Regions from separate parts of the Homo sapiens genome. Here regions 1 and 3 are each linked to region 2. A link is a contact called in ENCODE Hi-C or POLR2A ChIA-PET data. All regions are on one chromosome and are shown on one strand. Each heading gives the region's core, a stretch centred on a gene start or an enhancer-like site at or near the end of the contact. The rest is flanking DNA. Distances are from core to core; before and after follow the strand shown.

The links. A loop is a pair of places that touch in the nucleus more often than their neighbours do. ChIA-PET counts read pairs that join two places held with the same protein, here RNA polymerase II (POLR2A). Pooled maps may share reads with other maps.
Region 1: POLR2A ChIA-PET joins it to region 2 with 27 read pairs in PC-9. The contact joins two enhancer-like sites. POLR2A ChIA-PET finds 5 or more read pairs at or near these places in 8 of 52 experiments (AG04449, OCI-LY7, PC-9 and 5 more).
Region 3: a loop to region 2 is called in a map of gastrocnemius medialis, with 5 times the contacts of the local background. The contact joins two enhancer-like sites. A Hi-C loop is called at or near these places in 45 of 168 maps with a recorded cell type or tissue (A673, Caco-2, Calu3 and 31 more), 6 of 37 single-sample maps with no recorded cell type and 36 of 50 pooled maps. POLR2A ChIA-PET finds 5 or more read pairs at or near these places in 7 of 52 experiments (A549, AG04449, AG04450 and 4 more).

The regions. Positions count from the first base shown.
Region 1 is chr12:110,311,890-110,314,589 of GRCh38, reverse strand. The region is part of intron 5 of ATP2A2 (ATPase sarcoplasmic/endoplasmic reticulum Ca2+ transporting 2); the gene reads right to left. Among named protein-coding and RNA genes, the nearest start is that of ATP2A2, 32 kb to the right of the region's middle. Within about 2 kb of position 1,434, at least 14 of the 41 ENCODE cell types and tissues checked have a DNase peak (open chromatin) inside an H3K27ac peak, as active enhancers do; they include PC-9, where a contact is called at or near this core.
Region 2 is chr12:110,223,410-110,226,109 of GRCh38, reverse strand. No RefSeq gene overlaps it. Among named protein-coding and RNA genes, the nearest start is that of ATP2A2, 56 kb to the left of the region's middle. RefSeq lists an enhancer at 1,864-2,364. Within about 2 kb of position 1,394, at least 14 of the 41 ENCODE cell types and tissues checked have a DNase peak (open chromatin) inside an H3K27ac peak, as active enhancers do; they include IMR-90, PC-3, PC-9 and 6 more, where a contact is called at or near this core.
Region 3 is chr12:110,107,954-110,110,853 of GRCh38, reverse strand. No RefSeq gene overlaps it. Among named protein-coding and RNA genes, the nearest start is that of IFT81, 15 kb to the left of the region's middle. RefSeq lists enhancers at 699-1,290, 1,291-1,882. Within about 2 kb of position 1,618, at least 22 of the 41 ENCODE cell types and tissues checked have a DNase peak (open chromatin) inside an H3K27ac peak, as active enhancers do; they include IMR-90, PC-3, adrenal gland and 5 more, where a contact is called at or near this core.

The sequences.
Region 1 (2,700 bases), core at 185-2,684, 88 kb before region 2:
CAAGGCCACAGTATTTCACAACCATACCATGAACTAAATGAATCATCCTCTATTTTTATGGCTATCTAGTTATTTCTAACATTTCCTTTTACGGTGTTACAGGGTTAACATCTTCGTCTGTTATCTTTTACTTTTGCATACAAATGTATACTCCCACCAAGTTTATGTCCCTCCTGTTTCCCCATTCTCTCAATCTTGTATTTTTCTGGCACTGATAATGCCAAGCCCTTTGTTTTACTTTTTTTTTTTTTTTCTTTTTTTGAGACAGAGTTTCACTCTTGCTGCCCAGGCTGGAGTGCAATGGCACGATATCAGCTCAGCACAAACTCTGCCTCCTGGGTTCAAGTGATTCTCTTGCCTCAGCCTCCCAAGTAGTTGGGATTACAGGCAAGCGCTACCATGCCCAGCTAATTTTGAATTTTTAGTAGAGACAGCGTTTCTCCATGTTGGTCAGGCTAGTCTCGAACTCCTGACCTCAGGTGATCTGCCCGCCTCGGCCTCCAAAGTGCTGGGATTACAGGCATGAGCCAGTGTACCCGGCCACCAAGCCCTTGGTTTTCAAAAGTTCCATTATCGGCCGGGCACAGTGGCTCATGCCTGTAATCCCAACACTTTGGGAGGCTGACGGTGGGTGGATCTCTTGAGGTCAGGAGTTCAAGACCAGCCTGGCCAACATGGTGAAACCCCGTCTCTACTAAAAAAAAAATACAAAATAGCCAGGTGGGGTGGTGCACACCTGTAATTCCAGCTAATGGGAAAGCTGAGGCAGAAGAATCGCTTGAACCCAGGAGGCAGAGGTTCCAGTGGTCCAAGATTGCACCACTGCTCTCCAGCCTGGGTGACAGAGCCGAGACTTTGTCTCAAAAAAAAAAAAAAAAAAAAAAGTTCCATTATCTTTTAATATAAAAGTTGGTCACAGTTAAATCTGCCCATCTAGGTGGTTTGGTGTTAATGCTTAGGAAAGGTGGTTCCCATGGCCAGCAGCGGTGGCTCACACCTGTAATCCCAGCACTTTGGGAGGCCAAGGCAGATGAAGCACTTGAGGTCAGGAGTTTGAGACCAGCCTGGCTAACATGGTGAAACCCCATCTCTACTAAAATATACAAAAAATTAGCCGGACATTGTGGTGGGTGCCTGTAGTCACAGCTAACGGGGAGGCTGAGGCAGGAGAATGGCGTGAACCCAGGAGGCGGAGCTTGCAGTGAGCCGAGATCATTCCACTGCACTCCAGCCTGGGCGACAGAGCGACTCCGTATCAAAAAAAAAAAAAAAAAAAAAAGGAAAGGTGGTTCCCAAACCACATGGTTTCTTCTCCTTTTTCCAAAATCTTCATCTCAGTAGCAAGAATGAAAAGGTTGGCACTTCCTGGTACTGTGACTACCACTGAATCATGGGGAGTAGAGAGGAGGTGATTACAGGAAATCAGGAAGGAAATGCCAGCCCCATGAAATCAGGTCAGGCTTCAAGATCAACTGGCCTATCATGGTCTGATGGTTGAGGAGAACTCTCATTTCTCACAGTTCTTAATGTCTTAGCTATTCTGACAGTGCTCAGGGGCTCTCAAACTCAAAAACTCTCTATGCTGATTTTTGTTTTAGACTATTTTGCTCTTCTGCTTATCCGTTTTCTAGAGTAATAATTTATACCTTGGCTTTGGAAACAGAGGTATAGCTTCCAGGATTTACAGAACAACTAAAGCAATTTTTCTTTTTTGTTTTGTTTTCTTTTTTTTTTTTTTTTGCAACAGAGTCTCGCTCTGTCCCTCAGGGTGGAATGCAGTTGTGCAATCTAGGCTCATTGCAGCTTCCATCTCCTGGGTTTAGGCGATTCTCGTGCCTCAGCCACCCAAGTAGCTAGGATTACAGGCATCCACCACCACACCCGGGTAATTTTTGTATTTTTAGTGAAGATGGGATTTCACAGTGTTGGCCAGGCTGGTCTCGAACTCCTGGGCTCAAATGATCCGCCTGCCTTGGCCTCCTAAATTGCTGGGATTACAGGCATGAGCCACCATGCCCGGCCTGTACTTCAGTTTTCAAAACTAAATAGCTAGAATCCTGAGGTGGACTTTCTGAGGAGGAGGACAAATGAACCTCCTGAAGTTGCACACAAGATTTTCAATATATGTTTTTGGGGAAGAAAGTCCATAAATTTCATTAATTCTCAAAGGGACTGTGATCTAGAAATGATTAAGATCTGCTCTAGAGCCTTGCTACTCAAATTATTGACCTGGGAGCTTATTAGAAATGCAGAATAATCAGGCCCCATTTCAGACTGAACCAATCAAAACATACATTTTAACAACATCCCCAGGTAATTCCTGCACACATGAAGTTAGAGAAACATTGATCTAAGCAGTGTGCAAAATCTTAAGGCTCCCCACCCCCCGAACTTTTTTTGGGAGACAGAGTTTTACTCTGTCTCACTCTGTCACCCAGGCTGGAGCATACTGGCACGATCTGAGCTCACTGCAGCCCTGACCTCCCAGGCTCAACTGATCCTCCCACCTCAGCCTCCCGAGAAGCAGGGACTACAGGAGCACGTCAACATGCCCAGCAAATTTTCATTTTTTATTTTTTTAGAGACGGGGTCTTTCCATGTTGCCCAGGCTGGTCTCAAACTCCTGAGCTCAAGTGAACCTCGTCTCAGCCTCCCAAAGTGCTGGCATGAGCCATGGCTCCCAGCCTCACTATGCAAGTT
Region 2 (2,700 bases), core at 145-2,644:
GGGTTTCACCATGTTGGCCAGGCTGGCCTCAAATTCCTGGGCTCAAGTGATTCTCTTGCCGTAGCCTCCCGAAGTGCTAGGATAAGGCATGAGCACCACACCCAGCTGTATTTCTTTCTTTCTTTTTTTTTTTTTCTCCAGACGGAGTCTAGCTCTGTCGCCCAAGCTGGAGTGCAGTGGTGTGACCTCGACTCACTGCAACCCAGGCGGAGGCCTCCTGGGTTCAAGATTCTCCTGCCTTAGCCTCCCAAGTAGCTGGGATTATAGGCACCTGCCACCACGCCCAGCTAATTTTTGTGTTTTTAGTAGAGATGGGGTTTCACTGGGTTGGTCAGGCTGGTCTGGAACTTCTGACCTCATGATCCGCCCACCTCAGCCTCCCAAAGTGCTGAGATTACAAGCGTGAGCCACCGTGCCTGGCCACCCAGCTGTATTTCAATCTTTAAGTTTCATTCCAGCATTGTTCATAAAGTGAAAAACTGGAGTTGATCTAAATGTCCAGCAATTGGAGACATGCATGATTTTAACACACAGATAGATTTAAATGATAACCCTATAAAGTTTCAGTTTGCTCTGTATTTAAAACTACTACTCATTTCTTTCATTCATTTACTGAACATTTATTTTCAGTATAATTCCCTCATCTGGTTGGTTGAGGTTACTTTTAACCATTTAGTAAAGTTTATTCTTTAGGTATAGTAAGCAAACACATTTTTTAAAAAAAGGTACTATAATTTTATAATAAGCACTAAAAATTATTTCATACCATAACTCATAAACAGACATCAATCTGTTTGCTTATATACAATAGGTATATACATGGGTCACACTGCAATATAAGTACTTAAGAGCACAGGTTTTGGATCCTGGCTCTGCCACAATCATTAGTTGTATAATATTGTGAAAGTCTCTCTGTGCTTCAGTTCCCTTATCTATAAAATGCGGATAATTGCAGCTGCCTCATAAGGTTATTGTGAGAGTTATGTTAGTTCTACACATATAAAGCATTTAGGACAGTGCCTGGTACAAATGGAGTGCTCAGTACCAGGTTATTTGCTTGAATCACTCATGATCATGGTCGTGATTAGAGCTTCAGGGAATAAAATTTGTTAAATCTTGCTTTGCATAACTGAAGTTCATAAAAAGTCCTTTGTAAGTCTGCTTCAGTTTCAGAACCAATAACTTAATTAGGTTGTGCTCTAACAATGAAACAGGCTCCCTCATGAGGAGTGAGCCGCATTGCGGGTACACTACTATGGCTGGAAAGTGATTCGCTACATGCGCTACAGAACTGATTTCCACACTGGAGAGAGGTTGGAAGAGATCCCTCAAAGCTCCTGATCTAATAAATGATTATATGAATCATTCTGAGGTTCCTTTCAAGCTCCAAAATTCTATGACTGTTTACCAGGATATCGCATGCAGCATTAAGCAGCCAAGCCAGGAACCTGCTGTTACACTCTGAACTGAGGTGTAAACACATACTTTCACCGAAAAACAAAAATCTTTAATTTCTTCCTGTGCTCGGAATAGTGAATTTCCATAGCAGTAAACCAAGTTTGGTGACTCAAGCCTCTCAGCAATTCTGGAAAGGAAATTGTGAAAATATCGATGTTTGCCAAGAAAGTACTTCCAGTTTGCCAAAAGAGGGAGCATAGGAGCAGAAAGCATATGTTTGTCCAAGTCTCTTAAAAATACTTATTTGGGATCTGTGTTTTATTTTTTGATTTCTTTTGCAAGGATGGGGTGGGGCTAAACAATATTTACAGTCAACTTCTCTTTTTAAGATTATCTTAAGACAGTAGGGTCAAAGATAAAAAATACATAGATAACTTTTAATGATCCCTCTCCATCCCCCGAGACAAAACACTCATCCCAGGCCTGGCTGCCATACGCCAAGCAGCTCTAATTTAAACTGCTCTCATTAAAAGGAAGAGGAAGAGGAGCTAAGCCAGTATGAGTGGAGGAATAATTTACATATTTAATAAAGATACAGCTTTATTTCTCTCCTGGCTGCCATGAATTGTCTAAAAAAGAAAGATCTGTTGCATATGTAATCTACTCCTCACCTGTAGGTGAGTAACAATCAGTAACAATGACGTTACTGATAAAACCAAGTTTAAAGAAAGTTAATCATCAGGATGCTATCTTACCCGTTCCCTGGGGCTAAAGACTCCTTCATGCCAGACAAGATGAATGATGTAAGCACCTAGAATCCTTTGTAGAAACAAGTCATTTACTCACACTCATTAGTCACTAATATAGGGTAGAATGCCTGCATAAGACAAGGCTTCTATAAGACACACACCTGCATACAAAGTCATTTTTCTTTTTCTTTTTTCTTTTTTTTTTTTGAGATGGAGTTTCGCTCTTGTTGCCCAGGCTGGAGTGCAATGGAGCAATCTGGCTCGCTGCAACCTCCACCTCCCAGGTTCAAGTGATTCTCCTGCCTCAGCCTCCCGAGTAGCTGGGATTACAGGCATACACCACCACGCCTGGCTAATTTTGTATTTTTAGCAGAGATGGGATTTCTCCTTGTTGGTCAGGCTGGTCACGAACTCTTGACCTCAGGCGATCTGCCTGCCTTGGCCTCCCAAAGTGCTGAGATTACAAGCGTGAGCCACTGTGCCCAGCTACAAAGTCATTTTTCAATGCAAACTTTGACTTTGCCTTTGTAGAGACAGCTTTGACAAGTTATCA
Region 3 (2,900 bases), core at 369-2,868, 120 kb after region 2:
TGGTTCACATGATAAACATATCTCTTGCTGTGAGTCAAAGTCAAAAGGCTGGAAAAACACACTTCTATATCCTTTAAAAAATTTATTTCAGCCGAGGGCGGTGGCTCACGCCTGTAATCCCAGCACTTTGGGAGGCCAAGGCATGCGGATCACCTGAGGTTGGGAGTTCAAGACCACCCTGACCAACATGGAGAAACCCCGTCTCTACTAAAAATACAAAATTAGCCGGGTGTGGTGGCACATGCCTGTAATCCCAGCTGCTCGGGAGGCTGAGGCAGGAGAATTGCTTGAACCCAGGAGGCGGAGGTTGCAGTGAGCCAGAGATCACGCCATTACACTCCAGCCTGGGCAACAAGAGTGAAACTCTGTTTCAAAAAAAAAAATTTCTTTCATAGCCCTTAGTACTCTCTGACCTTAGCTTATTTTATTATAGATCTCTGCCATTCAAATGTAAGTTCCCTGAGGGCAGGGGCCTTGTCTGTCCTATTAGTCCTGTGTCCTCAGCACCTAATAGGGTCTGGCTGTTAAGAGGTGCTTAATAAATATCTGTAGTCATTGAGTAGGGTGTTGTTGAATCAGCTCTTATTTCTTGGGTGCTGAGCACTTAAAACATTATCTCATTTAATTTACTCAACATATATTTGAGCACCTACTGTGTGCCAGGCACTATTTGAGGTGATGGTGAAACAACAGGAAACAAAATAGACAATAATACCTGCCCTCAGTGAGTGTATTTTCACCATATAGTAGAGAACAGATTCACTGATACTATTTTGACAAAGAAGGAAACTGAGAGTCAGAGACGTCAGGCAACTTGCCCAAGGTCACACAGCTGTTAATTTCACCCTGACACCTGGCTCTTCTCCACTCTCCTGTAGATGTTGAATTTTGCCCAGAGATGGGCTTAGGTGGTTATGGATCTCAATTTCTGCAATTGTTTCCCTGAAGGACCAAACTTGTCTTTCTAGGAGTCAGACACAGGGCAGTGGGAACAGGTGAGTCCCATGACCTCAGAGTCCCTGCCCCTCCCACCCTTAGTTCCCCGACTCTGTGACAATGGCTCACACCTGGGGTGTTGCAGATTTGAGCCACAGATCCCAGTCACCCCCACTGTCTTATCGGCATGTGACATTCCCAAGTGGCTGGGGCGTGCAGGCTGGGCAAAGAATGCAGCCTGAACAAAAATAAACCTGTTACATTCCTTGGCAGCCCCCTGCCCCTTCCTGCTCTCCAGCCATCCATCCTCACAGCAGAGTCTGCCAGGGAAGGCAGAGAGAGGGCGAACAGGGTGGAGGAAGTCAGTGTTGCTACCCGGAGAGAGGGAGAGGAAAAGAGAGAGAGAGAGAGAGAGAGAGAGAGGAGAGGAGAGGGAAGAGAAAGAGAGAGAGAGAGATCACCTTATATGGGAACGTGTGCAGACAATATGTGGCAATGGCTTAAAGGGCAGCAGAGGTCAGATACCAGACAGATGGAAGAAATTAAACATGGGACAGAGCTTGTCCCTGAGCCCTGAAAACAGCTCTTGTTTCACAGCAAGTTCGCACAAAGCCTGGCCCATTTTCCTTTTTTGCCTAAGCCCTGCAAGATGTGTGTCCTAACCTCTCCGTGACTCTGAGTCAGGCCTCTCGACTCCGATTCTGTGGCTTGGCAGCGGTCTCAATCCTTTAAGGTCATTTATTTGACGAACAAAATTCCTCGTTGCAAATAAAAAGGAAAAGGCCAGGCCTATTTCTCAAGAGTTTCCAATATCTCTCCAAAGCACACAGATTAGTAGTTAATGAGTAAATAATCCTTCATTTCTCATGCATTCATTCAACAAAGATTGAGGACCTGTTACGCCTCAGGCACTGAGCCAGGGGCTGGAAAGATGGCAATGGTGACGATGATGATGACAATTAGCATTTGTTGATTTGCACTCATTTGATAAATATTTCAACAATTAATAATTTACTTTGCGCCTTTTATGATCCAGTCATTGATGATACAGAACATTGATCTACATCATCTGGTTCCTGCCCTTGTGGAGTTTACAAGGAAGGCGAGGGATATTGAACACATGATCCCATTGAGTCCTCACAATAGTTCTTTGAGTTAGTTTACTATTATCATCCCCATTTAACACAGAGTTTTCCAACCTCTGCACTATGGATATTTTGGGCTGGATAATCTTTGTCTTGGAGGGGCTGCTCTGTGCATTGTAGGATATTTAGCAGTGTCCCTGGCCTTCTACCCAACTAGGTGCCAGCTGCAACCATTCCCCTCCCCCTAGTTGTGACAACCAAAAAAATCTCCAGACATTGCAAACTGTCCCGGAGGAAACAAAATTGTTCCCAGTTAAGAATCACTGATTCCACGGATGAGGAAATAGAGGGTCAGGGCGGGCTAAGACATTTCCTAAAGGTCATACCGCTGGTGGGTAGGACTCACACCCTGGTCTACCCAAAGCCCATGGTCCTTACCACTGCAATGTGAAACTGTATTTCCTTGACAACAGATGATTTTGAGTTTGGATGGTTGTAGACTTCATTATCTCATCCTACAAAATGGAAGTTATCTGTGTTAATTTGGATCCTCTGGGAAGCAGATGCCAGGACAGGCTCAGACTTGCAGGGGATTTATCAAGGGAATCCCTGTGAAAGATAAAGGGCGGACGTCTTCAGACTGGGATACTGGGCTAACACCTGGGGAAAGAGACGGGGAAGGAAAGAGTGAGTAGGAGGAGCTGCAGACAGCAATGCGGGTCTCAGAAAGTTTTGGCTGGACTGATGAGGGCTTCCTGAACAAAGTCACTGGTAGGATGAATCTCAGGTCAGCAGCAGTGGGGCTGTGCTACCACCCCCGCTGTGCTGTCATTGGCTAGGAGCCATCTGAGGAAATATGGCCTTGGCGTGAACTTGGTG